Linked DNA regions of Mus musculus: regions 2, 3, 4 and 5 are each linked to region 1. A link is a loop called in an ENCODE intact Hi-C map of the cell type or tissue named here. Cell type or tissue: left cerebral cortex. All regions are shown on one strand. Region 1 overlaps Albfm1 (albumin superfamily member 1). Region 2 has its middle 10 kb from the start of Gm35936. Region 3 has its middle 9.0 kb from the start of Gm35999. Region 4 has its middle 5.5 kb from the start of Cxcl2. Region 5 overlaps Afp (alpha fetoprotein).

What was found. Peaks named below come from ENCODE experiments on the same cell type or tissue, not always from the same donor. Only the 100,000 strongest peaks of a DNase experiment are listed, where the experiment ranks them.
Region 2: it touches region 1 in a loop (4-fold over the local background); 12 of 42 quality-filtered maps call a loop at or near these places.
Region 3: a loop joins it to region 1, with 8 times the contacts of the local background. A loop is called at or near these places in 12 of 42 quality-filtered maps.
Region 4: a loop joins it to region 1, with 2.4 times the contacts of the local background. A loop is called at or near these places in 7 of 42 quality-filtered maps.
Region 5: a loop joins it to region 1, with 3 times the contacts of the local background. A loop is called at or near these places in 8 of 42 quality-filtered maps.

The regions. Positions count from the first base shown.
Region 1 is chr5:90,586,789-90,591,788 of GRCm38, forward strand. The region is part of intron 12 of Albfm1 (albumin superfamily member 1); the gene reads left to right. Among named protein-coding and RNA genes, the nearest start is that of Gm42109, 4.3 kb to the left of the region's middle. In left cerebral cortex, a CTCF peak has its summit at 2,356 (motif pointing left); a DNase peak (open chromatin) is centred at 2,384; H3K4me3 peaks cover 465 bases; H3K27ac peaks cover 301 bases.
Region 2 is chr5:90,200,786-90,205,785 of GRCm38, forward strand. No RefSeq gene overlaps it. Among named protein-coding and RNA genes, the nearest start is that of Gm35936, 10 kb to the left of the region's middle. In left cerebral cortex, a CTCF peak has its summit at 2,536 (motif pointing right); a DNase peak (open chromatin) is centred at 2,563.
Region 3 is chr5:90,402,903-90,407,902 of GRCm38, forward strand. No RefSeq gene overlaps it. Among named protein-coding and RNA genes, the nearest start is that of Gm35999, 9.0 kb to the right of the region's middle. In left cerebral cortex, a CTCF peak has its summit at 2,490 (motif pointing right); DNase peaks (open chromatin) are centred at 109, 381 and 2,489; H3K4me3 peaks cover 299 bases.
Region 4 is chr5:90,906,925-90,911,924 of GRCm38, forward strand. No RefSeq gene overlaps it. Among named protein-coding and RNA genes, the nearest start is that of Cxcl2, 5.5 kb to the left of the region's middle. In left cerebral cortex, a CTCF peak has its summit at 2,279 (motif pointing left); a DNase peak (open chromatin) is centred at 2,256.
Region 5 is chr5:90,498,977-90,503,976 of GRCm38, forward strand. It overlaps Afp (alpha fetoprotein), which reads left to right. Exons shown (of 15, transcript NM_007423.4): 7 at 624-753; 8 at 2,431-2,645; 9 at 4,598-4,730. Among named protein-coding and RNA genes, the nearest start is that of Afp, 11 kb to the left of the region's middle. In left cerebral cortex, a CTCF peak has its summit at 1,961 (motif pointing left); DNase peaks (open chromatin) are centred at 743 and 1,957.

The DNA.
Region 1 (5,000 bases):
CAGCCAAGATGAAACACAGTAAGTAATAACTCAGGGTTATCGATAGGAAGGTAGATTCTAACAACATAGAGGGTAGATATTTGCCCAGCTCTTGTGTTGTTTAAGGCTTATACATATGAAGGTTATGTGTGTGTCTTTCATCTGGGAACTTGAATCATAAAGGCAGAGTAGAATCCTTGGGCCTGGATTTAAATAATTACTATAACATATTGGTTCTCCTCCAATCCCAAGTCGGGGATGTCTAATGCAAGATAGAAACCTCAGGCCGGGATTAAATAATTTTTACAACATAATTTAAATTTTCTCACCCAAGATTGTTAGTTCCCAGCTGTGCTTCCCAAGGACTTGCTGACTGTGTGTCTCCAGGTTAGCTTTGCTCCATCAGCCTGTTCAGGGTCCACTTCTCATGATCCCATGTGCCCTGTGCTCATGATCCCCTCAGCTTCCTGGCAGCCTCCTCCTCTCTTGTCCTCCTTTCCTCCTCCTCCTCCTCCTCCTCCTCCTCCTCCTCCTCCTCCTCCTCCTCCCCCTCCTCCTCCTCTTTCCTTTTCTCCTTATGGTCCCTGCCTGCTACCCCTAGTCCAGCCCAGTAACTGAAATTCCCACTCCCTCTGTTCTCCCTAGTAATTAGCTATAGCCACTTTTATTTGACCAATAGCTTTAAATTGGAGAGCAAGCTTTATACAACAAAGGCTGGTGTATGTGGGAATTGACTCATGTGAGGGCAAGTAGATCTTGGGAGTCAGTATTTAGCATTCATACATTTACATACATAGCACCAGACCAATCCCCAACATATATGTGTGTATATAACACATAATATATAATATACAACATATGATATGTAATATATAGCATGTTATAACCTATAACACAACACATAGCATATATAATATAGAATATTAACACAACATATAATATATAATATAGCATATAATATATAATATGTGCATATATATATCCATTCCTCCTCCCTTTTCTTCCTCTTATAATAAGAATGGACACATTCTTTCTACTTGATGGTTATGTGACGATCAGGTAAAGCTGTTAGTTACATTCTTAGTTTGTAGTTGAAAGTCCAGGGAAAGTAGAGAACGGAGATGAGCAACACTTTGCAGACTTGCATATGACCACAGAAATGTATCTATGCCTATAGCATTTACACTAAACAGCATAAGCTAAATACTGTATCTTTCTGCTAAAGGCTACTGTAACTTAGTGACAATTAGCCCAGGCTCCATGTGAGAATACAAGAAAGAAGTTAATTTCTACTCTAGAAAGCAAGGTTTGCTGCTCCTTGAAGAAGAGACACAGCTAGGTAGCACTGTGTTATTACTTCATCAAATCCTCACTGCAAGTCTCCGAGGCAGGTAACATCATTGCACCGTTCTAGTTATGAAGAAACGAGGGGATGAGAAAGCAGGTCTCACTCTGAGACCACGAAACAGGGGCAGGAAGCAGAAGCTGAGGGCATAGGAAAACTGAAGAGTAACAGGTTAACAGGAAATAGAAGCTGGGCCTGCTGGAAGGAACCTGGAGTCCTAACTATTCAGAGGGACTGCAGAGTTCTGGGCAAGCCTGGGCTACACAGTGAGTGAGGCCAGTCTGACTTACATATGTAGTGAGGCTGTCTCTAAATCTGAAAAATTATTTTTAAAAGGTCTGGGGATATAGCTCAGTGTATATGCGCAGTATACAGTATATGTTCATCCCAAGCACGAGTAAGGCTTGTCTTTACTCCCTAGTACTTAGTAAAAGAAAAAGAAACTAGATACTAGACCGTCGAAGAAACTATTTGAAAGCAAGTATGAAAACTAATGTGAAAGTTAATTTTAAATAGCATATAAATAGAAGGATTTGCTTTAAAGGAAATGATAGATAATTTAGTGAAAATTGAAAACTGTGGAAACAAAAACCTGGAAACAAATTGGTAGTAATTAGGGTCAAAATTGGACATAAAAAATGTAAAGGTAAACTAAAAAACTGAAATATTGAGAATACAAGTGGAGCAGAGGCTGCCTGGGAGAGACTGGGGTTGAGGAGCAGAGAGGACAGAAGAGGTAAACAGCTTCGAAAGGAACCCCTGGGTGTGACCTCAGTGGGGGTGAGCTCTGCTTCGAGCCAGTAGAGCCCTCCCACGCCCATCGCCCTTACAGAAACGGCAGCTTTTGTGTTCGGAGTGGTCAGAAGTAACGACTCCCCGAGGTTCTCGTTCTGAACCTCATTTCCAGATGTCCTGAATTCGGGCGATGGGAGACCCATTCTCGCCCATCATCCATAGGGAAGGCCATTTCTTCTTGTTTCGGGGTGAACTTCCATCCTCAGCTCTTGTGCTCTTCCTCCCTCTATTGGCCATTCTGAGAACTGCATCCATGAACTAGCTGCCGGGCCGGCGGAAAGCAAGCCTGGAGCGAGGAGAAAAAGCTATTTCCAGAGATGAGACTAGAGCCCTTGAGAGGTGTGAGGAGGTGTTTGGGAACTCGCAGTTGTGAGTCAGAAGAGAGAGGGGAGTGTACGTGAGGAAGCTTCATTATAACTGAAGACTTCATTAGGATAGTCAAGACCGTCCCTGTATATGTAAGAGAGCTGGGGTGAGGTACCCTTTTCGTGTGGGTGTCAGGAGGGAAGGGGATTCTGATGGAAGAACATAGTTAAAAATGGGTGCAGGTGGACCTACCATCACCACCGTCACCATTATCAACACCACAACCATCACCACCACCACCATCACCATCATCGCCACCATCCCCATCATCCCCATCATCGCCATCATCGCCATCACCACCTCCATCATGCTTAGAAACAGAGAAGTCCTGTGGTGTAGGTTGCCAGGGTTCATGATCTGAAGTTTTCCAAGTAACACTAGAGTAAGAGAAATAAGGAAATGCTTGTCAACGTGTATACATTTCCAACTATAGGACGAGCCAGTTCTAGGTCTGGAGAGACGGCTGGGGGTGGGGCTAACGTGCTTACGGTAGAAGCATGAGACCCGAGTTTCACCTTCAGCACACCTACAGAACCTAAGTGAAGCTTCAAACACCTGCAACAACAGAGGCAGAGACAGGAGGCTCTCTGGACCTGCCTGACAGGCTAGTCCTGCTGCTCCCACGAGCTTCAGATTCTCTGACAAATACACTCACATGTATGTCTGTTTCTGTGGCCTGGGACTCAGGTTAGACTCATCTCCTGGTACGTGGCCCAGATACTTCAGTGCCACAAGCAATTGCTTTAGTAGGAGTGTGTGTGTGTGTGTGTGTGTGTGTGTGTGTGTGTGCTGACCCAACTGCAATGGGAAGAATTCTGTGCTCCTTACTCCGAATAGTCAATTTGTTAGAATCTGATAGTTATCATTCAAAGGTGGTATAAACTGGTTGGATTATATACCCACATTATGTAGATTAAATGGCACAGAGACACAAACACGCTGTCTTCATTGGAGACGGACTCCGGTTAGGTCTACTTAAGAATGAAGGCTGAATATGGACAGAACAGTTGGCAAGAAAGATTATGTTATATTATATTCTGATTTAAAAAAAATATTGAGAGCCGGGCAGTGGTGGTGCATACCTTTAATCCCAGCACTTGGGAGGCAGAGACAGGCAGATTTCTGAGTTCGAGGCCAGCCTGGTCTACAGAGCGAGTTTCAGGACAGCCAGGGCTACACAGAGAAACCCTGTCTCGAAAAAACAAAAAACAAAACAAAACAAAAAATTGACTCTTCGGCCTCTGCTTCCCAAGCGCTGGGATTAAAGGTGTGCGCCACCACCCCCCGGCAAAAAAATTGATTCTTTTTATGATAAAGGTAACTATGATCATTTGTAAAATATAGACAAATAGAGAAAAAAAATATCATTTAAGCCCAACAGTGTGGAGACACACATCATAAATGCATGTGTAACACAGAAGTCTATGATGCCATACTTGTATGGTGGGCGCACACTTTCAACTGCTTCCTGCTCACCCGTCTTTGGGTTCACTATGGTTAGTAATGCAGGTCCTGCCGGCTCTTGCTACAGCCTGCTTGTTGTAGCATTTCCCTGCCAGCCATCACCTTTGTCTCTCAGTGGGGGAGTTTGTGAAGCACTCCACCTCCTCACAGCCCCCAGAGGCTCTCTAGGCATGCCACCCTGGCACTACTCCAGACTCACAGGGAGAAGTCCTGGCCTGCAGCCCCTGCCACCACCCACAAGGCTGGCGTCCCTCCCCCCTCCCAGGGTGACGTGCTTGCGCTTGCGGGGTCCGCCATGGCCGAGCTGATGGGCCTTAATGATTTGCAGGACTTTCGAGAAAACACTTTCTCGATACTTTTTCAACGAGTTTGCTGCCCCCCCCCCCCCCCCCATGATTCAGAACTGAGTCTAATGAAAGGAGACCTAGCAGGCAACTACAGAGCTGTCTCCCGGCTTCCCAAGACCAAGCATCTCTCATTAGGTAGACTTCTCACTCAGCTTTTACGATGGAAGCTCACCCCACCGATTTGTGAGTTATAGCCAAGGAATCTGAAACCCCTGTTACAAAAGCAAAATGAAGGACACTTTCAGGTGAAGACAGAAATCGTAACACTGAAATTATAAATAAAATTATAGGTACAAAGGCTGAGATACAGCAAAGAGTAACATACGCCAAAAGCTGCCTGCTACCCCCATCATTTTACATTTTTTCTTTAAAACATTACACTGTATATTTTATATACATTCTGTCACTAGTTATTCTTCACAATGGCATTTTAATGATCCTGTAATGTTCTGTTATATGACTCTAACCTTTTACTATTGTTGCACTTGGACATTATCTTCACTTTCTATTATAAATTACTATGAAGAAATTTTAATTTGTACTCTCTGTCACCATATCTGCTTTTACCTAAATTCCTAGGACCCAGAGCTAGGGAAACGTCAGCTTAGATGACATGGCCTGAATTCCCTTGGCTCTGCCACGGAACTTCTTAGAAGTAGGCCGTGTCAGTCTTCTGGAAGTTTAGTGCTGTCTCACTAATGATA
Region 2 (5,000 bases), 390 kb before region 1:
ACATGAAAATGTCACAGTGAAGTTTTGTTTTTGTTTTTGTATTTTTTTGGCTTTTTGAGACAGGGTTTCTCTGTATAGCCCTGGCTGTCCTGGAACTCACTTTGTAGACCAGGCTGGCCTCGAACTCAGAAATCCGCCTGTCTCTGCCTCCCTAGTGGTGGGATTAAAGGCGTGCGTATATCCCTTCAGTCTTTTTGATACAAGGTTTTACTATATAGCATAGGCTGAACTCAAATTCACACTCCTTCTGCACCCCCTCCCGAGCCCTGAGATTACAGGCAGGCATGAACCACCACACCCAGATCAGGATACACTCATTTTTGGTTTGTTGTTTGTTTCCTTGCTGGGTTTTTTAAGCATAGATTCCCGTGCAGCCGGAAGTCGCCTCCGATTCCTTGTGTAGCTGAGAAAGAGCCTGAACTCTCCGTCCTCCTTCCATGCCTGCAAACGTCAGACTTTCCAGTGGGAACCACTGCTTCTTACAATCTTTCCCCCAACTCTTCTGCACTGTTTCCTGAGTTTGGGTTATAGATGGATTAACCGGGTACGGGCACACCACAGTCAGCTGTTCGACAACAGCTTTCACCGCTGCAATGGTCTCCTGCAGCAAAAGGAGTTTCTTTGATGAGGAGTAAGAGCTACACTTATCTGGAAGCGAGTTTTCGGCTTCTAACTCTCCAGCACTGAGACTCAGCTGCTCTCACACTCTTGGCTTAGTAACAGGGGTTTTGTTGTTGTTGTTGTTCCTCTCTCTCTCTCTCTCTCTCTCTCTCTCTCTCTCTCTCTCTCTCTCTCTGAATGACATGTATGTATGGTACCTCCAGGTACCAAGAAAATGTGCCTTTGAGGCTGGGGTTACAAGCAATTGTGAGCCGCCAGACCCGCATGGAGGGAACCAAACCCTGGTCCTCTGGAAGAACAGCAAGTGCTCTTAACCACTGAGCTACCTCTCTAGCCCAGTTGCAAGTTGTTAAAACCCCAAGATCCCCTCAATAGCTTTGCCTTCCTACCAATATCAACTTTATGGAAACCTCAACGGGTGTGGGGTGGGGGAGGAAGAAAAGAGATGAAGAAAACTGAATCGAGCCCCCTTGCTCACACTGGGTCCTTTTACATTGCTCTCCCCACGGGAAGCATAACAATTGGGCTGTTCTCTACCTCTTACCTCTACATCTGACAAAGCCTGAGTGTCTCATAAGGGTTAGTTCAAAATCCAATTGTTTCCTCTGTGCAGACTAGAAAACTGATTAATAAAGTGATTTCTCCCTCTCCCTCCTCCTCCCCCTTCCTCTTCCTCTTCCTCTTCTCTTCCCGCTCTCTCTCCCTCCCTCTCCCCTCCCCTTTCCCCTCTCCCTATCCCTCCCCTCTCCTTCCCCCTCCCCTCTCTCCCTCTCCCTCACCTCCCCTTCCCCCTCTGCCTCTCCCTCCTCCTCCCCTCCCTCCCCTTCCCCAACCCCCCTCCCTCTGTCTCTCATTTATCTATTTTATTATATTCTGCATTTACACATATGCATCCATAACTTGGATGGTTGTGAGCTGCCATACAGGTACTAGAAACCAAACCTGAGTCCTCTGCATGTACTCTTGATCACTGAGCCGCGTGTCTCCAGCCCTGCGAAAGCTTTCAAGGTAACATAGTAAGACAAACAAGGGGATGTGTAAATGGTCCATATACCCACTGCGCTTCCCTGTCCCACAATCCCATGTGTTTACCTGTCCTGGCTTCACAGACACGATGAGAAAAGTGTAAACAGAAAGGACACAGTTTTACTACTGGGTTATCGGCAATGACAGCAACGTCAGGGCTCCAATAACTCCAGCCAGCCTTGATGGAAATAAGACCATGCCCTTTGAACACTGCACACCATACACCGGCCACAAGTTACATCAGATCCTCCTGGCTACGGTCACTGCCAGGTAGGGACAAAGAGTGCATTTCCAGAAAGCTCTTCTTCTGTGTGCCAAGCCTTTGTAATAAAAGATCGGGATGATGTTTTAATCATATACACATCTTGTTCTTGTAGCACCAACTGGAGTAATAGAGTCCTAAAGTTCAAAGCCTTGTGTTTACTCAAGATAATGACTGTGGAAAGAAAGTCAAGAGTGAGTTGAGTATAAGAAGTTGCTGGAAGCTTCCTGGGTACAATTGAGTCCACAACTCACGTCTATGGCGGATAAAAGCCTTGGCCTCCTGGGCCACAAGCAGCTGAGTTTAAAAGGCAGCTCAGCTTGGCATAAGAGAGACTGGCTAGACACAATGCATTCCCACCCTCTGGTCCCTTATTTATTATCACTCTCTAACAGGGGATCTAACATCACTTATTTAAATTCTCAGAGTTCACAGCTATATGATTTAAAAAGCAGCTGGTCAATAATTAAAAATTCCTACGAACAAAAAAATCATAATTTAAAAGTGTATGGTATAATAAGACCCAGAAGAAATATCTGTGTGTATTAAGGAAAAAAGAAAATAACAGGGGGAAAAAAATGTCCTTTGTTAACTGAAAACCGTAAAATGCTTGTTGGCGTGTTTCTACTAGCCACTAGAGGGCAGTGTTGGGCTAACTGTCTAAAACAACCTGCATGGTGGTTGAAGTACCAGAATTACAAGAATTACCTGTAGCTCATCGACTTTTTGTGTGTGCTTCCAGACTCTCTCAGCAGTGAGAGTCATCAAAGCCGAAAGAACAAAAGGCTAAAGACTAAATCTGTTCTGTTTTCACTGTTCACATGAGGTCCTGTTCTCAGTGATACCCTTTTTTAGGTTAATCTTTATTTTACTATTTAAATGATCATATGGGCTAGAGAGATAGCTCAATGGTTAAGAGCACTGACTGCCCTTCCAAAGGTCCTGAGTTCAAATCCCAGCAACCACATGGTGGCTCACAATCATCCGTAATGAGATCTGATGCCCTCTTCTGGTGGGTCTGAAGACAGCTACAGTGTATTCACATCCATAAAATAAACAAATCTTTAAATGACCATATATATTCTTTAAAACCTACAGTTGCTAGAAATAAACTAAGCTGGGTTTGGCGGTACTCATGTTTTCTTTTGTCTTGGTTTTGGTTTTTCAGGGTTTCTCTGTGTAGCCCTGGCTGTCCTCGAACTCAGAAATTCACCTGCCTCTGCCTCCCAAGTGCTGGGATTAAAGGCATAAACCACCACACCTGGCGGTACTCACCTTTGATCCAAGCACTGAGAGACAGGGCAGAAGAATCTCTATGAGTTTTGAGGCCAGTCAAGGCTGTTTCTAATTTAGTTAGTTGATTGACTAACAGTGTGTGTGTGTGGGGGGGGGGGGCACTTGACTCACACCCACAGCCTAAGATCTTGGTTAATGAGAATAATTACAGAGGTTCCAGTTTCATCAAAAACTGTATATTGACAAACTGTGTGCACAAATACTTTTCTGTCAAAGGTAAATAGACTTTATCCATTTTTAAATTCAGAAAGTCATAGAGACTAGTGAATCCTACACATTTTAATATAGGAAAATAAAATATCCCTATTAATAATTGTATAAGACTTAGCTTTTGCTATGGTTACTTACTATTTATTGATTGGTTGTTGTTCTTTTTGAAACAAGATCTCACTATGTAGCCCTGGCTGCCCTGGAACTTGATATACTATGCAGAACAGGCTGACTTTAAACTCACAGAAACCCACTTGCCTCTGCTCTCCTAGCCCTGGGACTAAATGTATAAAATCAACTTTTGTCAATTTTTGTTCTCTCTCTCTCTCTCTCTCTCTCTCTCTCTCTCTCTCTCTCTCTCTCTCTCTCTCTCTCTCTCTCTCTTCCCCCCACCCCCTCTCTGAGGCAGGGTCCCACTATGTAGCCCTGGCTGCTGTTACAGAACTCACTACTCACTATGTAGACTAAGTTGGCCTTGAAAGAACTCCTAGAGAGCCACCTGCCCTGCCCCGCCCCCAAGCACCGCAACTAAAGCATGTGCCACTGTCGGGCCCCCACGCTGCATTTACATTGTTGCTGAGCACCCCAAATGTGGTACAGTCCTCTAATCCCAGTTTGAGATGCTCAAGTGCATTGCTTGAAGCAAGTTCAAGGCCAGTGTGAGCTACACATTAGTGCCAGACCGGCCAGAGCTACATAAAGGGACATGTCTCAAAACAACTCACTCTCTGTACATTGATCTTTTCTCTCTGTGTTGTCATGTATACTTCTATTTCATCACCTTCTCCATCATTTCTACTGACATTTACAAATTCTTACAATGTAGAAATGGAAAGGATCTTATTGCTGAATCTGTATATATCGTTAATGGCCCATAATCCAAAATGTTAAAATCCAGACAAAAATTTCTCAAATCCAGACCCCAGTTTTCAATCCTTTTATTTTGTTGTTTATTTGGCATGGGAAGCTCGTTCCAGACAGGGTTTCTCTGTGTAACAGCCCTGGCTGTCCTGGAACTCTTTGTAGATGAGGCTGACGCAAACTCTCGGAGATTCGTCTTCCTCTGCCTCTCAAATGCTGGGATTTAAAAGCCTGTGCCATCATGACAGGCTAGGGGTTCACTTTTGTTTTTTGTTTTTAAACTTTTAAAACTCAAACTTACTCAAACAGGAAAAACTAGAATTATGATTTCTATTTCTGAGAAATGCCCCAGCTAAGTTTACAGTTTAAAGTTCAGATGTTTTCTCTTGTCAATTAATAGCAGAAAATACAATTAAATTGCACTCTCAAAAATAAAGAACAGCAAAAGGCACATACATGTACACACACACATACACACATACACATGCACGCACACACACACAAGCACACACATACACACACACATACACACACATACACACACACACACACACACCTTTTGCTTTCTTGATATTTTCTTTAATGTTTGTCACAACATTCCATTTCAAAGATATGAGGCAGAATGGTCCAGTTATGTTTGAGATTTCTACCTAGGGTAGTCCCTGGGGCACCGAACAGTATCCAGCCTATCTGGATAAAACCATAACGGACTAGACCAGGGCCA
Region 3 (5,000 bases), 180 kb before region 1:
GCTAGGGTGTCTCCCACTGTGTTGGCTGTGTGAGAAGCAACCATAGCACTGGGATCAGTACAGGCATCAGGCCTGCCTTCATACTTTCTCAGTCTCCCAATTGTAGTCACCAGAGTGCCAGAGGGATGCTCCTGGAACTTAGTCATCCTCGGACTCAAAAGCAGTAAATGACAGGTGGTGGCTTTAGCTTATCAGTCTCCATCTTTCTTACTCTCCACAGCTGCATCTCTGTGGTGTTCCCTTGTCTGTAACCGGAAAAAACAAATTTGCAGTTCCCCAACCTGTATGTTTCCTGATTTCAGCGCCTACCCTCTCTGCCCGCCACTGCCCGAGTACTCGAATTTTAAAAATAGTTTCTCCTTCAGGATGACGTCCAGGCGTTGTCATCTAGCCACACCATACAGCCTCCCAAAATTGGAATTCCTTTCTTGGAACGGTTTCCTGGAAGATTCACAGACTCACCAAAACCCGCAGCTGAATTTGAGTCCTGTGAGGGTGGCGGCTTGTCCTCAGTGAGGGTGGGACTGCCTGCCGCTGTCTGCCTTACCTTGAAGTAGCTTTTCTCTCCTTCTTCTGCCTGCGAGCTACACAACTGACGCCACCCTAGGCTTGACTCTCTGGATAGCCTTTTTTTGATAGCTGTGTGTGTGTGTGTGTGTGTGTTTTCACTTCCTTTGCGGGATTCTGAAATCTGGAACTCTTCTGCTGTTTCTTTCTTAGGAATAAAGTCTATTCTTTCCTTATTCTGACTCTTGGTCAGCTCTCACAGAGACCACGTCTCCTCTGACCTCTTACCTGGGACCTCCCCTCCCCCACGTTTTCACTTTTAAGATATTACAGGTGAATCCTACGTGGCAAGGCTTCTCGTCAATTTCTGATTTACAGTGATTACTTCAGGAATAGAGTATGCACAGAATTAAAGTGGTTTCCGGTCTATTGGCCATTGTTATTTTAAGGCTGGTTAAAGAAGCTGAAAAGTGTCTAAGTGAATCAATATTTTATTTATGGTACAAGGATATCAGATATGTACCAATACGTCTTCTTGTCTGCCACAGTGGCTCTTTCCCCTGAACCCGCATCTTTAACATCTTCAAAGCAGCCATTATAGGACTTTCCTTCTTATGTTTATTCTTTTGAAACAAAAAAATGTCTTAAGTACATTTCTAAAGGGCACCTACACAAGACTTGCAGTTTTCCCCTTTACATCTTTTAAAGACTTATTTTATTATACTCGGAATGTATGAGTGTTTTACCTGTATGTACGTACACGGGCCTCATACTTGGTGCCCATAGAAGCCAGAAGTGGCTGTCAGATACCCTGGCATGGGGATCACTGAGGTTGTGAGCCACAACTTTGGTGCTGGGCCCAGAACCTGGGTTTTACTGAGCTAGAATTACACACCACACAATTCACCATTTAAATGTCCAATTCAAGAGCTTTTTGACATATTCATATGCTCTCATCACTACAATTTTGGAACATTTTATTATCCCCACAGGAACCCCACGTCTAACTCTTAGTCACCTTATTTTCTCCAGCTGCTAAATGTTTCCCCTCTTCTTCCCATTCTTAAAAATGATGAATGGAGTCATGCATCTGGTCTTTGTGAATGGCTGTTTTACCTAGCACAAAGTTTAAAAAATGTATCCTTTGGGGGTAGGGGAACTGGCGGGCAGACATGTCAGTTTGCATTATAAACTCATTATGAGTGTCCAGGGGCATTTTTAGATATGTAGTATGACAGATTGTCTTCTATTTTGATGAAAATAGTCATGTCTTTGGAGGCCTTTCTTCGTTGTTGTTTTGTTTTGTTTTCCGCCTAACATATGTGATGGGGGAAATGAAGACAGAAGAAGGTGGAAAGAAACAAAAACAAAAACAAAAATGGCCTGCAGAGGCTCAGGGAAGCAGGAGGCAGGAAGTATCCCAGTATAGCCCTCTCTAGGAATGTAAAGAAATCGCTTTCTTCACCATGCTTCAGAAATAGTTTAAATAGTTGGTCTGCCTGCAAAGGCTTGCAGCCTCTTTTGCAGACATCAAGGAATGTACTTTCAAAAAAATCTGGGAGCCTTTTAAAGAACTTGCTATTAAACACGAACATCTACAGTAAAGATTAGGAGAGGTTTATGTTTAACCACATCAACTCCTCGATTTCAATTCTAGTTGATGTATGTATGTATGTATGTATGTATGTATGTATGTATGCATCTATCTATCTATCTATCTATCTATCTATCTATCTATCTATCTATCTATCTATCTATCTATCTATCTATCGTTCATCTATCCATAACAACACTAGCAGGAATTCAAAAGACCCAATACCTTCCAGCACACCACAGCAAACCTGCTAACCCCAGGAATTAATACTCACACTGCATTGACAGAAGGTTCAGGGATTCTTTTCTGTTACAGCTGGCAAAGCATTCCCAACAAATGTTCACTTTTAGCACAAGAGCAAGCTAGGACTGTGAACAGCCGGAGATAACACGAGGTGGCAGTCTTGTCCCAGTGAGCACCGTAGAGACTAGTGCAACATTAAAAACAGGACTTTTAGTTTCAAAGATATAGTCTATGAACATGTCTGAGGCTCCCTCAATAGAAAGGCATGGAGACATAGGTGGCTTTTCTTAGAAGGCAGTGCGGCACAGTAGTGAGGTACAGTGAGAACCAGTGCCTGAATTATGATTTATTGTACACTATTAGTCATCTTCATATTTGCCTTTGTAACTCAGTCAATTGTACACTCAAAACAATGTTATATGGTGGTAATTTTATGTCTAAATGGTGTTTTTTGGTCTCCCCAGTAAGATTCTGCTTTTTCTTCAGAAAACTTTCAGCCTCCATTCAGTCCTGAAGTGTATACAATTCCTGAACTGTCTCCTTTCTCTTGATTCTGTAATTGTTCAGATGGGCATGTTATAATCTTTTATAGTCATGCATGATTCCCAGTCCTCTTCTCTGGCTCAACAAGATGTCACCTTCTAGAAGCTTATGTTGACAACTTCTAGAAGCAGATATGTAAGGTTTGATCGTATCACATTAAAATACTCTATATGGGCACCTAACAGATGGTATCTATTGTTTCCATACATGTTCAGGAACTTTAGTCTGTAAGCATTCCAATTCTGTAAATACAAGTGCATTTGTGTATAGCTTGTAGGCCCAGAGGTACTTGGCTCCCCTTGTTAAATCTCGTGGCACCAGACCTTAGATAGTCTAACACCATGTCACCTCTCAAGTGCACATAACCATACAACTGTGAGACAGTCTTAGATAATTTTTTAACCCTGGTTTGGTTCCATTCAATCTACAAGATCTGCAATCTGTCCACTAAAGAGATGTGGACAAATAAATTTTAATTCCTTTCATGAATTAAAAATGTTTTCATAAGCAGAAAGAATAAAGTGTATGAATGTTGTGTGTATGTGTGTTAAGACTGAGAGAGAGAGAGAGAGAGAGAGAGAGAGAGAGAGAGAGAGAGAGAGAGAGAGAGAAACAGCGCAGTTTGTGGAGATAAAAGAAGAGTTTCACATGAAATTAAAAATTGTTTGACTATATTTAGGCTGACATGCTGCAAATATCCTCTGGCTTTGCCAAAGAAATGGCTTTGTCAATTACTCATCTTTTTAAATGAATAAGAAAACCTATTGGGCTACCCTAAGCTAGGTAGGTGGTCTTCGGTTTCCAGTTTAAAAAAAGAAAAGAAAAAAAAATGTGCTTCCTCAGTGTTTCTGTTCTCCAGTATGACCCTGATTGTTGATTCAACTGAAAATCTTTTAGTGATACCTTTCCCACTTGTGAGGCCTTGGGCAAGAGCCTTGCGTCTCTGAGCTTTGCTTCCTCTGCTGATGGAAAGCAACAGCAGGGCCTTCTGGGAGCTGCTAGATTACCATAGATCCTTAGTCCACACCTAGCATTACAAAACCACACCCCAAATGTTGGGTGATGCCTATGTGAGGCAATGGAACCCAGAGAACAGATCACCAGAATGCACAAATTACAAAAAGAGATTAATGATAAGTAATTGGATCATGTTATTATAGAGGCTGACAAGACTCATGATCAGTAAGTAGCTAGCTAACTAGAGACACAGGAGAGCCAAGGATGTCACTCTAGGCCGAAGGACATGAGCTCCGGATTTGAGATTTGCTCATTCAGTTTGAGTCCAAATGTAAGATAAAATTGATGTCTCAGCCATTATTTCTTCTTATAGAATAGAGGGGCAGTCTTTAGTCCGATCTGGGATTTTCTCTGGTATGAAGCCCGCTCTTATTAGGGAGAACAATCTGCTTTACTTGATCCATTGATATTTTTATTAGTTTTTCAAGAAGGTGTTTTGATTATACTCACTTCTCCAAATATTTCCAGATCCAACTCCCCTTCCCTACCTACCCAACTTTGTATACTCCTACCAGGAGACCTGAAACAACCCAGGAACATAAAAGGCAGGCTCCAGATAGAGACACCCAGACCAGCAAGCACCAGGAATAACCAGATGGTGAGAGGCAAATGCAAGACCATAAGCAACAGAAGCCAGCACACACGGGCATCATCAGAACCCAGTTCTTCCACCAGAGCAAGTCCTGGATACACTAACACTTCCTGAAAAGCAGGAAGCTGATCTAAAATCAATTCACTGGAAAAAAAATACAGGAAAACACAGGTAAACAGGTAGAAGCCCTTAGAGAGGAAACAAATAAATCCCTTAGAGAAATACAGGAAAACACAATTGAACAGGTGAAGGAATTGAAAAAAGCTGTCCAAGACCTAAAAGTGGAAGTAGAAACAATAAAGAAAACACAACTGGAGGCAACTCTGGAAATGGTGTCTCTTTTATGAAAATGGGTTCCCTGTGTTTGATGAGTATACACTTAGGGTTGTGACATCCCATCACTGCATGATGCTTTTAACAAGCTTAGAGAGTCCTTCTCTATCTCTTTTGGTTAGCTTTGATTTAAAGTCTCCTTTGTTGAATGTTAGAATAGTTACCCCTCAA
Region 4 (5,000 bases), 320 kb after region 1:
CAGACTAAATTGATCTATTCAGATAAAACTGAATGGAAATTTTCTTTCTAAGGTAAAGGAGATACTTTGAGCTTTGAGACTACCAAGAGACATGATCTTCTCAATTCTATTAATTTTTCCACTTAGAGAGTTTGGTTTCTTGATGCAGAAAAGGTATGTTAAATATGAAAAAAACTGAGGCATTTTAACAAGATAGCAGAATTGGAATTCACAATTCATTTTTAGTAATTAAACTTTAGGTACATGGAAATATCATATAGCTGTAACCAAATACAAATTACTGCTATATTCTGAATTCCATTGCCCTGACAGCCTACACTTAGGGTGGATTTTATTATATATTGATAGGGTTATAGGAAAGAACATAAAAAGAAAGACTATTGCAACATGCTAAGACTTGGGATTATTCTCAAAGGGGGAAAAAATCTTTCTCTAGAAATAGAGAGATAGTTCAGTCAGCAAAGTTTGTGCCACACAAGCCTGAGAACCCGAGTCTCTGGATTCCCTGCACCCACTTAAAACTGGGCATTCATTGATTTCTGCCCTACACACACACACACACACACACACACACACACACACACACTTCTCATTACATCACTCTTTTAAATTAACTGCAAATATCAATTTCCTATAAAATTTGATAGTTCCCCCTCCAGAGAAGTTCATGACTTTATTAAGAGTTTTATTATATCCAAAACTTCCTTTCCCTCTCTAATAAAACAAACTGGGAAAAAAAAATCTACTTCCTTATTGACTAATGTCTAACAACTTTTTCCTTTCTTTTTCAACAAAGAGGGCAAGACAATACATTGCTCTTGAGAGTGCTTGGGTCCATCAGGGCTGCCTTAGAGAGTCAGCGAGCATTCTCTGTTGTCTGCTTTTGCACAGTTTATCCTTTTATTACGTCCACTGGGACATGTGTAGAAGACAAAGTCTAGCTGGGGAGAGTTCTTGTTTCCCCTCTTCTGAGACAAAGCCCTTTCCCTTTCTCAACCCCTTTTTAGTCTGTTTCTCCCACAGAATGTTGCTGCCCACGCTGGGGGTGGGCTTCTCTGCTCTCTCAAGCCTTTCCGTAATACAGTGTCATAAACGCAGCAGGTCTTATGTTTCCATGATGATTCTAATTTCCATCAAGTTGATGATGAAGGTCAACAATTGCATATAATAAGCACACGCATACAGAAAGTCATATGGTTGTGTGGATAGTGGATAATTTTATAGACATTTGTAATTCTTTCATGCATGTGAATAGAGAACACTTAAAAGACACAGCATGTTTTTCTAGGTTTGATTTTTGTTATTTTATGTATTTATGTTTTCATACTCATTTATTTCTGTGTGTGGGTGTGTAAGAGCCACGGAGTGCGTGTGGAGCTCAGAGGATGTCATTCAGGAGTCAGTTTTCTCCTCCTGTGTAGATTTCTGGGATCAAAATCAGATTATCAGATTGGCAGGAAGTCCCTTGGCCTGCTGAGCCATCTCGTGGTCACATTGACAAATTTTGTAATTCCATAATAATATGGATGCAAAAAATGTAAAATACAGATCATAGGAAAATCTGGTTTTATATTTATAACACTAAGGCTTCTATAAAACATTTATGTATACACATGCATATCATATTCATATATATGTATATATACTGTACAATATTACAGTTCTAGGAACAATAGCAAAACTAATAGCCATGCACATTCCCACTACCAAGCTAGAGAACTTCACCAGGATTCCCAATCCATTCTGTGCCCTCCCGAGGCTCAGCCCCTCTTTCTCCCCAACTATGGAGCTTCCTTCCTGAATTCAGTTGTCTTACACGTGCCGTTAAGGTTAGCCTATCATTGGACTTTCAAACAATTCTCTAGTTTTATCTTTGAACTTTAGATGAATGAGACGATGCTTTGTAGATGAGGGTTTATCAAACATCTGGCCACATGCGTGTGCACTTCGTACAAAGGTGACTCATTTTGCGGAATTTCATATCAGCATTTGTTTGATTCACCGAGGGCTAGAAATTTTAGTTGCTTATAGTTTTGCTATTATGAATGCAAATTCAATTTTTTTGTATTAGTTTCCAGTTATATTTATCATAGAGACCAAGAATATACATATAGAAATGGAACCACTAGCTATGAGGTAGTAATTATCAACTCATCTTCAAGTAGTGAAGGATGAGCAAGTGACACTAAAAACTGTTTTCAAAGTGATTGCGATGGTTGGGCCAAAAGTGACTCATGAGCATTCCTCGTCTGCCACCTGCTGGCCACTGTCAGAATCAAACCTGTCAGACTGCATAATAGTAGTCACTGGTCTCTGTAGTCTTTTTTCCTTATGACAAATGCACTTTGTAATAAGGATATGTGAATATAGTTTCACATAGTTATGGAAATTTTGAATACAGCAATTTGGAATTAGATTATATTTAATTTATAGATTAGTTTAAAGGGATAGTTGGTGAATCTTTTAAAATAGTAAACCATTTGGTAATATTCATATAGTCTGTGAAATAAGATCTTTAAATTCTTTAAATTACATTCAAAAGATTTTCTTCCTGCAAATTTCTTCTCAAACTTGTGACTCTAAAACTTCTGTGGCTTTTATTTGAATGTTGTACATAGTATCTTTCAGACAACATTACCTGATGCTTGAAGTGTAATTTTTATATTCATTGGCATTGTAACGATGTACTTGTATGCCACTTTGAATTTTCTTTATAAACAGTTATAGCATATGTCACTAATGACAGTTTCATTTTCTCATTCCCAGTCATTTACACCTTTATCTAGCTTTACTGTGCTGGTGAGACATTGCAGTGCAGTACATTTGAATGCATGCAGCAATAGCAAGTACTGTTGTTTGGCTCTCAACAAACCTCCTAAATATTTCACCCATAAGCAGAGTCTTGCCCAACACCCGCAAGGGCTCACACGGGACTCCCCACAGGATCCTAAGACCTCTGGTGAGTGGAACACAGTGCCTGCCCCAATCCAATCGCGCAGAACCTGAGACTGCAGTACATAGGGAAGCAGGCTACACTGGCGGCCTGATCTGGGGCACAAGCCCCTTCCGCTCGACTCGAGCCCCAGGCTACCTTGCCAGCAGAGTCTTGCCCAACACCCGCAAGGGCCCACACGGGACTCCCCACAGGATCCTAAGACCTCTGGTGAGTGGAACACAGCACCTGCCCCAATCCAATCGCACGGAACCTGAGACTGCGGTACATAGGGAAGCAGATACGCGGGCTTGATCTGGGGCACAAACCCCTTCCACTCCACTCGAGCTCCGGGCTACCTTGCCAGCGGAGTCGCCTGACACCCGCAAGGGCCCACACAGGATTCCACACGAGATCCTAAGACCTCTAGTGAGTGAAACACAACTTCAGCCAGGAGTCTGGTTCGAACACCAGATATCTGGGTACCTGCCCTGCAAGAAGAGAGCTTGCCTGCAGAGAATACTCTGCCCACTGAAACTAAGGAGAGTGCTACCCTCCAGGTCTGCTTATAGAGGATAACAGAGTCACCTGAAGAACAAGCTCTTAACAGTGACAACTAAAACAGCTAGCTTCAGAGATTACCAGATGGCGAAAGGCAAACATAAGAACCCTACTAACAGAAATCAAGACCACTCACCATCATCAGAACGCAGCACTCCCACCCACCTAGTCCTGGGCACCCCAACACAACCGAAAATCTAGACCCAGATTTAAAAACATTTCTCATGATGATGATAGAGGGCATCAAGAAGGACATTCATAAGTCACTTAAAGAAGTACAGGAGAGCACTGCTAAAGAGTTACAGGCCCTTAAAGAAAAGCAGGAAAACACAGCCAAACAGGTAGAAATCATTAAAGAAAAACAGGAAAACACATCCAAACAGGTGATGGAAATGAACAAAACCATACTAGAACTAAAAGGGGAAGTAGACACAATAAAGAAAACCCAAAGCGAGGCAACGCTGGAGATAGAAACCCTAGGAAAGAGATCTGGAACCATAGATGCGAGCATCAGCAACAGAATACAAGAAATGGAAGAGAGAATCTCAGGTGCAGAAGATTCCATAGAGAACATCGACACAACAGTCAAAGAAAATACAAAATGCAAAAGGATCCTAACTCAAAACATCCAGGTAATCCAGGACACAATGAGAAGACCAAACCTACGGATAATAGGAATTGATGAGAATGAAGATTTTCAACTTAAAGGGCCAGCTAATATCTTCAACAAAATAATAGAAGAAAACTTCCCAAACATAAAAAAAGAGATGCCCATGATCATACAAGAAGCCTACAGAACTCCAAATAGACTGGACCAGAAAAGAAATTCCTCCCGACACGTAATAATCAGAACAACAAATGCACTAAATAAAGATAGAATATTAAAAGCAGTAAGGGAGAAAGGTCAAGTAACATATAAAGGAAGGCCTATCAGAATTACACCAGACTTTTCACCAGAGACTATGAAAGCCAGAAGAGCCTGGACAGATGTTATACAGACACTAAGAGAACACAAATGCCAGCCCAGGCTACTATACCCGGCCAAACTCTCAATTACCATAGATGGAGAAACCAAAGTATTCCACGACAAAAACAAATTCACACAATATCTTTCCACGAATCCAGCCCTTCAAAGGATAATAACAGAAAAGAAGCAATACAAGGATGGAAATCACGCCCTAGAACAACCAAGAAAGTAATCATTCAACAAACCAAAAAGAAGACAGCCACAAGAACAGAATGCCAACTCTAACAACAAAAATAAAAGGAAGCAACAATTACTTTTCCTTAATATCTCTTAATATCAATGGACTCAATTCCCCAATAAAAAGACATAGAATAACAGACTGGCTACACAAACAGGACCCAACATTCTGCTGCTTACAGGAAACCCATCTCAGGGAAAAAGACAGACACTACCTCAGAGTGAAAGGCTGGAAAACAATTTTCCAAGCAAATGGACTGAAGAAACAAGCTGGAGTAGCCATTTTAATATCGGATAAAATCG
Region 5 (5,000 bases), 88 kb before region 1:
GCCTTAAATATTTGTCTTAATAGTAAAATAGAAATGGGAGGACACAATGACAGCAATGGCATCATGTATCTGTTAGCAAGAAAAGCCACACACGCCACAATGATTCCCAAGTTATCAGTAACAAAGACTCAATCCTTTATTCAAGGAAGCAGGGTCTTTGCACAGGCACCTCTTCCCATGAATTCTGGCAGCTTTGTTTTATACTTCCTTCTGCTGTGGTCTGATGCCTTGAAGCAGAATCTGGTAGTTCAGGCTGGACTTGAGCTCCCGATTCTCCTGCCTCCACTTCTGGTTTGCTGGAATTGTAGCCGAGTGCTTCTGTGTCTGCAACAAACGCTCAGGATCAGGGCTCAACAAGAAAGGGCGACATTTAGCTTGAGTTCCTAGAAAGTCTTCAGGAAGCTACAAATGACTTCCAAATTACTTGAGCACCCAGTCCCCCAGTCTACAGAGCTTGTGCCTGGTGGAGCAGAAGCTGACGAGACCTAAGATGTGTTTCCGTCTCTTTTAAAAGAACACATTTCTGTTCTTTCCCGCTGGAGGTAACTCCCCAGATCCTCTACAGACAATGCGATTTCATCCTGATAAACAAGATAATTTTTTTTTAAATGATCCTCTTCCAGAACCATTATTAAGCTAAGTCAAAAGTTAACTGAAGCAAATTTTACTGAGATTCAGAAGCTGGCCCTGGATGTGGCTCACATCCACGAGGAGTGTTGCCAAGGAAACTCGCTGGAGTGTCTGCAGGATGGGGTAGGAGTCTCCCTCTCTCCCTTTTTGTCTCAATTAATGTTTCACTATGCCTGGCTTGGCTGGGGTGCAGTGAACTTACAGACTTTCGAAGAGTAAAATTTGAGCTACGTCATGATTGCTTTGGGGTCTCACCTCAGGCATTAGCAATATCTGATCCCTTTCATGAGACTACGAGACATTCAGTTCTTATTTGACTGAGAGACTGAGTCTCTCCCACTAGCTAGCTAGCTGCTGGTTTACAGTGAGGGCCACTTGCCGGGAAAACTTATAAACTGACATCAAAGAATGTATAGTTTAACTGGAGAGATAAAACAATTGGCCTTCTTGAAGTTATAGACTGTCTTTTGTTTACCATTGTCTCTACAGGGCAATGTGTGGCACATTGAAGGGTTCTGTCATAGTTTAATGACAGACTTATAAGTAAAAATAATGCAAGAAACTGTTGCAAGAGAGAAAATGTCTATTTATTACTAAGCAGAGGTATAAATAAAGGGATCTAAAAGAATTAAATTCCTTTATTTAACAGATTATATAAGAACTGGTGATATAGATGATGTGGCTAATTTGGGTTAACTCTGAGCTTTCTAGATATTGAATGAGAGGCCTGTATATACCAAATTACTCCTCCTTTCATCCCTGTGACACCAAGGACTACCTTTTTTTTTTTTTTTTAAATCTCTCTTGTTAAAGGCTCAAATGATGTTGGAAAAAGGGACAGAAAAGACTCACTTCAATATACTCAGTGTCATTCGTTCTTTGTAGAGGTAGTCAGGGAAGTCAGCAGGTGACAGGGCTCCCAGGGGGCAGACTGGATCCTCCAGGACAGATGGCACCCCTGCTGTGAGGAGTGGTGAATCCTGAAGCACGGACTTGATTACTTTTTCCCTCATGCACATTAGGAATTCATCAGCCCCTTAGGAGTACTGGCAAAAAACGATTTTGTTTTTCTTTGAGGTCAGTTTTCTTGGTTTGTAATTGACAATTTTATTGATTTTATTTTTCTAGTTAAAAAAATAGCTTTTAACTTTTGGAGCTTGTCGCTATTTTTTCATTGAGAGTGGAAAAATAATTTCAGTGCTTTACAGGAAGGCTTTAACAACTGAATAATAGCTTTCAAGGGTCACTGTAAGAATGCACATCCCTGAGCAGAGACAACGTGGTGTACAGGATTTTGCACAGCCAGTTCGTCTTCTAGAGTGCCCTCTGGCGGGCAGAGTGGGTCACTGCAGATCCCTCTGATCAAGATGGAAGGAAGGGAAAGCTAGCAAGGTTAGAATGTCAGAGGTGAATATTGCACATTGGAACGTTTCAATAACAGTAAAAAGCTGCTGTCTTGTTTAAACAACACATTTCCTTCTCATCTTGAAGACGTTTACTAAAATAGAAGGCAGGACTTAGATGAAAGCTGTGCGAAGAGGACTCGAACAAGTCGGAAAGCAATGAGGAAGAGCAAAAATGAGCAAAATAAAAAGGGAAAGATAGGTAAAAACAGAAGAGTGATGAGGCGAGATATCTCATTGACCCTGATCCTCCTTTTCATCTCGCCATTGATTTCTTCTCCCACTTCCTTTCCGGGCTCTAAGTTCCTACCTTAGAGGATAAACCTTTGAGATTTATATTACATATTATTATATTGTATTATATTATATATTATATTATTTACTTTACCCATTGCAGGAAAAAGTCATGACATATATATGTTCTCAACAAAATATTCTGTCAAGCAAAATAGCAGAGTGCTGCAAATTACCCATGATCCAACTAGGCTTCTGCATAATTCACGCAGAGAATGGCGTCAAACCTGAAGGCTTATCTCTAAATCCAAGCCAGTTTTTGGGAGACAGAAATTTTGCCCAATTTTCTTCAGAGGAAAAAATCATGTTCATGGCAAGGTAACATGCCCTGTAAATGTATATTTGCAATGATAAAGACCATGAAGTGATGGGGGGTGGGGGCTATAGTTTTTTAGCTCAACTGAGGCTGGCTGTCTAGATGCCGTGACACCCAGGAGATGTAAGCATAGAACTTGTAGCTAGGAATGAGATCTACTGTAACGTGATGAAGTTCCCACAATTACCACTATTAATTGGCTGGCTTATGAATCTATATTTTGTTTTATGCCATTCTGTTTCAATATCTCATATGAAAACCACCACGAACTTTCAAAGATAATTTGTATATTTTGTAATAAGGAGGGCATAGGCTGCCAAGTTGGCTCAGTCAGTGGGTAAGCACCACACAAACTCGACTACCTAAGTTCAACTCAAGGAAACTGATGTGGAGTGATTGAGCCAATTTCTAAAAGTGGTCCTTGACAACACGTGCGTGCTGTGGCAAACATGCCCCCTCTAGTAGTAATAGATAAATAAAATTAAATTTAAAAATAAGAAGTGCTCAAGCTCATGAATATAATGATACACACTATAATACACACTTCAGAAAAAAATAAACATTCCCCTAAATATAGCTCAATAGATAGTGCCAGATAACAGTTCTTTCACTGAAACAGATTGCTTGATATGTATAGAATTTTTAAGAAATGAAAACCTGTTTAGAGACATTTGTACAAAAGAAGTTTTCTGTACTATAGTCAGCAGGCATGTATTCATTCTATTGGCCTTTAAGGGAAGCCAACAGTCAAGTTAACACCTTCCCCTTTCTTGGATGTTTCTATGCACTCTATTAGAAGAGAGATTTGTGCAGCTCTTAGGACCTCATGCCTAATGGGTTCCGAGGGCTTTTCCTAAGCTAAGCGCCTGATGCTAATGCAGCAATCAAAGTAATGGCTCAATCTTCTCGCCAGTATTCCCAAAAGCTGTGGCTCTTTGGCTGCACTAAAATCAGGTATTCACATGTCATTTGTACTGCTAAATAAAGTTAGGCAAACTAAAACAAAGACTAGATTTAGGAGGAACATCTAGGTGTTTTGTTGGTGGTAGAAGTCAAGACTACCTACATCTACAAACTTAGAGCACAATTCATCTTAAAGAGTGATCTCTACACTTACATATGCATACACATATAAAAGAGCTAACAGTTGGCTTCATAGCAACAGGCCTTCAGTGGAGAGAATGTTTGCAGGAGACATTTTCTCAGCTGAGAACAGGCTTCCACCAAGCCTGTATCCCCCTCTGTTACTCACAAGTCTGCTGCCCTAGCCCTCAGTCAAAGGAGCTGTTCTTGACCGCAAGCTGAATTAGTGTCCCTTCGTCTTTGGGTGTCGCCTCTTTTCCTGCCCTCGTCTTTCTTATTTTTCTTCATTGATTTATCACTATCAAAGAGAGATGACCCATTTAAGCTTGCGTCTGTCTCCTTAAGAGAGGGGAGGGGAGGTCTTTTCTCTTACATGGCATTAGCTCTTCACTGTTTAAAGCATACCGTACACTCTGAAAGCATATTTGTTGGATAAATGAATGGAAATCTTGCCACTGAAAAGCCATAGCGAGACACAAAACAAAGGGGTATATTTGTATTGTTCTTCTTTAATTAAAAATAATTTCACATGCATGCATGCATACATAAGTTTATACCTAGGTTCTGTATATGAGAGAAAACATGCAGTTTGTCTGAGCCTGGCTTATTCACTTAATGACTTCCAGTTCCATGTATTTTCTGGCAAATGTCATGATTTCAGGAAAGGACATTTTACTGGGTGATTTGAGGGACTGCCTTAATAGTTTTGCTGTTCACAGAATTCAAATTATGTTTGCTTTTCTGCTTCACTTACTGTTTGACTTTTAATGTCTGTATGCTCTGACTGCTATATAGGAATGCTTAGGGAGTTAGTTAATAGTGTAACGTTGTCTTAGTTCTAACAACATGATATTTTTCCTACATATTTAAGCTTTCTTCATGAATACTCAAGAACTCACCCCAACCTTCCTGTCTCAGTCATTCTAAGAATTGCTAAAACGTACCAGGAAATATTGGAGAAGTGTTCCCAGTCTGGAAATCTACCTGGATGTCAGGACAATCTGGTAGGTGGTACTAGAATTTGGGGGATAATCTGTAAACTGCATTGATAGTAGTCTTTGGAAATACAGTTTGTAGGCCAGTGAGTGAGAAGGCTCAGTAGGTAAAGGCGCCTGTTGTGCGAGCCTGGGGACCTGAGCCGGATCCTTGGGTACCATGTAAAGGGAGAAGAAAAAGAACTGCACTCCACAGAGTTGGAGTAGGACCCACACATGCCCTTTGGCAGTGCTCCCCACTGGATAATGAAAAAAAATTAAACATACTAGTTAAGTAGT